2 separate regions of the Homo sapiens genome follow, and region 2 is linked to region 1. Evidence: chromatin loops called from intact Hi-C (ENCODE). Cell type or tissue: MCF 10A. All regions are shown on one strand.

Region 1 (2,500 bases):
GCTTTGTCATATTAGATAAAGGCCTCCTGCTGTGCCAACACCTAGCTTCGGTGGCTGATTTTGGCCTCTGATTGCTGCAGTGTGCAACATGCACAACCATCCACACCGTCCATAGCTGCAGCAAGTGAGGTTCCAAGCCTGTAGCAGAACACTTGTTTTCTGTACTGTTTTTCTCGTTTTGAAGATGTTTTTAAAAATATATATTTGAGAAACAGAATGTTAGGTAGTAGGTTTAGAAAGAGGCATCTGTGATTTTGGTTTTAATGAGTGTTCATGCTGATAGGTTAAGCAAAGGAGAGAATGTTATCATCTTTTTTGGGATCCAAAAAACTGGATAGATTTTTTTTTCTTTTAGAATTGGCAAAACTCAGGAGAATGGACTAAATTACCTTAATGCATAAGTTTTCTATAAACTTATAGTGGAAGAAGACCAAAGAAGAACCTTTACATAAGTTTTACTGGCAGTGGGATGTTTAGCAGTGGTTTCTTAGAGACCTCCCTGTGATTACATTTGTATCTATTTTATGCATGCTTTGTAGAATGTAATTTTTTCAGTATTTTCTATTTCCATACAGCTATTTTAAAAATTGAATTTGCTATTTTTTCTGTATTGTCATTAGATTCAAATACTCTCCCAATTTATAAAATGGATGTGAAAATGCTATCCAGAAAATATCCATCATTCTCATTATTTATAGGCTGACCGCATTTACCTGTAACGCAATAGCCTCGATATTCAGGTTACTAGTTTTTATATTTAATTTTAATTAAATTTTGAATCCTAATTAAAAATATTTACCATAGAGTTCTTTTAGGCCATATCAAAGTGATTTCTCTCACTCCGCCCACAGAATGTGTTCAATGGCACTGAATATTTAATATTTTAATAGTAATATATTACTACAATGAATATTTAGGAAAAAGCCTTAATTCTTTTTTTTTTTTTTTTTTTTTTTTTTAAAGCAGAGTCTGGCTCTGTCGCCCAGGCTGGAGTGCAGTGGCACGATCTCGGCTCACTGCAAGCTCTGCCTCCCTGGTTCATGCCATTCTCTTGCCTCAGCCTCCCGAGTAGCTGGGACTACAGGTGCCCGCCACCACACCCGGCTAATTTTTTGTATTTTTAGTAGAGACGGGGTTTCACCATGTTAGCCAGGATGGTCTCGATCTCCTGACCTCGTGATCCACCCGCCTCGGCCTCCCAAAGTGCTAGGATTACAGGCGTGAGCCACCGCGCCCGGCCTGAAAAAGCCTTAATTCTTTAAGGTCCACCAGGGAGGTTTAGTTTATTTGGGGGAAAATGTATAGTCCCAGAGCTCCCTCTAGTGGCGAGCAGCTGCAGCCCACGGAGACTCCTCACCCAAGCCCTGATTGAGGCCGTTGGTTCCTCCGCCCGGGCCTGTCACGGGCTGGATCCACTGTCTGCCAGAGTTTGGGTTTTCTCCAGATCATTCAGTGTCTGAGTACTTCTTCAACAAGGGGGTGCTTGGCTGAGATCCCATGGGTGTGTCTGAGGTGCCAGGGCCCGCCGGGGAGGGTGTGAATGTGCCTGTTTCACATGAAGGCAGCGCTCTCGAATGTGCTGAGGGGTGCCAGGGCCCTGGGGTGCTGCTGTGTGGGTCGCAGGTGCCTGGAGGTGGATGAAGGGTGGGTGTCTACGGACGCCCCGACCAGGAGCTTGGCCCTTCACATGGGCATTTGAATGTGTTGTTGATGGAGCCCGGAGCCAGGAAAATACAAGTGTTTCCAGAGAACGCACTGTCTGCTGGTGTGGTTTGATGCGAAAACGGAATTAAGCTGTTGATGACAGACGCGCTGCCTGAGCGCAGGCACACGTGGAATCTGACTGAGCAGGTTCACAAGCCTTTGGAAAAAGATCATCATCATATTTTTCTTCCTTTCCAACGTGGAAATCTGACTGCTCTGGGGGACTGACTTAAAATGGTTCTGTTTAACAATATTTGAAACGGAGTACTGCTTTGGAGTAAGAATTAATGAGAGCATTTTGGACTGTTTTTTCTGAAAAAAGATAAGAAAAAACTCTTGAAGATAATAGTTGCCTCTGGAGACCTTTGCTGCTGCTCACAGCTTTACTGTGCGCTTCCATGAGTGAGTCTCCACTTTCATCATGGACAAATGTCTGGAACTTTGGTAAGATTTAAAGACCTTTGGAAATTTTTAAGATTTTTTTTGGCTGCCAGTAATTTATCAGCACTCAGTTCTCCTAGAACATTTTTACTGGATCGGGGACGTCAGATGGTTTGTTTGCTTTTGGATGGCTTTCGGGGAACTTTTAAATTGTTTATAAGAAGACCATACTGAGGGCCCCCTTGAGTTATTCTTGTGTTGAATGATAGTTCTTTAGAAAGTATTTTCTGAAGGACTCTTTTTAATTCATTTTTTTCTTTTAAGCTGATGTGCAAAGTGGATTTTCATGGATCAGAAAATATCTATGGTTTTATTTCTTTGTAAATGTGGATCTATCAGAAATATTCACTGTGCA
Region 2 (2,500 bases), 1.3 Mb after region 1:
TAAGGCCATCATTTAGAGTGAGTACTTGAAGATCATGTGGGAAAACCACTCTCTTTGTTCACTGAGTAGAGATGCATGTAGCATAGAGATTAAGCATGTCATCTGGGAGTCAGACAGCGCTAGATTCTAATTCCAAACATGTCACTTACTAGTGATTTGAGGTTCAAAGTTATTTAACTTATTTGAATTTTAGTTTTCCCCTCTGTTAAAATGGAAATAGTAATGCCCACATCAGAGCAATCTGTGAGAATTCAAACACTACAATTTTTATAGGACTTGGCACAATGCCTATCAGTTTATATATGTCCAATAAATGACAGCTGTTCTAACCAATGAGGTAGCAGGAAAAGGTTGGTCCTTCATTGAAGAGTGCAGCATGGCACCACACATGCAAATGGATCCAATATTTTCTTTGAAGAAACCCTCTTGGATTGATGGTTTTGTTTTTCTAAGGTGACAGATTATCTAGAAAGGGTGACCAGTTAGGCAAAATGGTCTCTCAGGAGCATAAAGAGTCTACACTATAGTCATGTCAAATGACCAAACAGGCTCAGAATGCTTTCCTCATTTGGCATTCAATTCATAGAAATAGTTTCACTAAGTGGGGACAAGTCAAACTGTATTTAATTTTCATATTTGATTCTAAATTGCACAAAGATGTTAGAGCATAAAAAAATTACCTTTAAAATATTGAATATCAGTTGTTAAGGCAGATGCCAATTCATCTGTTGATACTTGTAACATTCCAGCCACTAAAATTAAATCAGCATTATAAACATAAAGTTAGTATATTTTTTGATACCAAGAACATTGAATTTTATGGCCATAATTGATAAGTTTTATATAGGCACATTACAAAACATGAGTATTTTAAAAAGTCATTACCACTGTAATTGTCAAATTCAACTAGAGAAACATCTTACAGTAATCAAAATATTAATGAGTTCTTACAGTTCTGTGCATTAAATCACAGCGGATGTTTTTCCTCCCTGTCCTCACAGATGGTATGGAATTGTTTTTTTCCAGGTACCTGGTTAAATCTCTTTGATATAGGTGAAGATATGTTGTTTCCTGACAATCTGTGGTTTTAAGGTATTTTTTAAAAATCTGGGAGCGACTAACGAGGCAACTTCAAAGAGAGAGATTTTTGGCAAGATCTTTGAAAGGGAATTAATTACATTCTGTTTAAAATGTTGAGCTAATAACATGCTCCCAAAATACACTGGGTAGTGGGGTGAAGGGTACTTAGAACAATATAAATAAACAACAAGTATGTGCTAAAGAATCAGTGTTGCTAATGTGGTGCACAGAATGAGAACATAAAAGTACATCTTGCTACTCATTTCCACAACAGATTTTAAGAAAAAACAAAGTAGACAATTTCCCCCCCTCACTGAATTCTACTATAGAGGAAAGGGTTTAAGCCAACTGGCTTTTCTGTACTATGTCGCCATCTACTGGTAGATCTACAAAATTGCACATCAATGTGGTTAATGTCAGAAGGTCATGTTCCACTGACCTTGTTCCAGGAGCTGGAGGTCAGAAACGAAGGCGGAGTTCCCCTCATTCAGGGCAGTAAACCGAATGTCTCCAAGGTGCAATATTGCTGCTAGAATTACGAACAGATTCTCCACCTCCTATGCATTTTACAAACAGAGAGAATGAATAGGGTGCTTAGAAGAAAGATTAAAAGGCAAAATTTTTAAATATCTAAAAGTAAGTTACAAAAATGATGACCCTATTAATGAGGTTGGGAGTTTGCAGATCCCAAATGTTCGATATGGCAAGAAAACTACCAGTCTCTACCTCAACATCAAAACCTCATAATTCAAAACATATTTTCTCTAAATCAATGTTCCTGTTCCTGAAATATAAGAGAGTCAGGAAATAATATTCTGATATAAATTAACAGCTTGTAGATAATTGTAATAACAAAAATGAATAATTGTGTGCTTAGGGTTTGACTGGCTGGGCTTCACTTGTAAGGTTAGACTTCACTCCCCCTCCTCTCCAGGCTCACGTTGGACGCTATTTAGACTTTGCAGTTGCTGTGGCCGCTTCATTCAAGAACCTACATCATGGTGTTCATTTCTTCGCTATCTCTCTTATGAGATAAATTAACACGATGATTACAGAATTGTTTACTTCTCCTGGAAAAACTAAAGGAGGCCTAATGAAAACAACTGTGCCTAGACTCAAAAAATGCTAATTGTTTTTTAAGGTATTTTAAGGAAAACAGAAAAAAATGGATGTTGGCAAGAGCTATCTTTGAGCAGAGGGTAGCAGGAAGTAAGAGAATGCTGAAAGAGAATCTGGAACGCTGCATAAAAAAAATGAGACCTTAAATTTGATTTTGGATAGTCATTTTTTGGCAAGAATGAAAAATCAAGAAAAAGCTGCAAGTTAAACTGTACTTTTCTAGAATGTCAAATATTTAGCATGATGATATCAACAGTAAAACAGGTTGAGCCCCGTGAAGGGCAAGTGGCATAGCCTGTTC

Evidence for each region. Peaks named below come from ENCODE experiments on the same cell type or tissue, not always from the same donor. Only the 100,000 strongest peaks of a DNase experiment are listed, where the experiment ranks them.
Region 2: it touches region 1 in a loop (25-fold over the local background); 6 of 110 quality-filtered maps call a loop at or near these places.

Annotation. Positions count from the first base shown.
Region 1 is chr13:110,221,232-110,223,731 of GRCh38, reverse strand. The region is part of intron 2 of COL4A1 (collagen type IV alpha 1 chain); the gene reads left to right. Among named protein-coding and RNA genes, the nearest start is that of COL4A1, 85 kb to the left of the region's middle. In MCF 10A, a CTCF peak has its summit at 1,328 (motif pointing left); a DNase peak (open chromatin) is centred at 1,321.
Region 2 is chr13:108,960,676-108,963,175 of GRCh38, reverse strand. It overlaps MYO16 (myosin XVI), which reads right to left. Exons shown (of 35, transcript NM_001198950.3): 18 at 1,520-1,637; 19 at 681-752. Among named protein-coding and RNA genes, the nearest start is that of MYO16-AS2, 140 kb to the left of the region's middle. In MCF 10A, a CTCF peak has its summit at 1,456 (motif pointing left); a DNase peak (open chromatin) is centred at 1,385.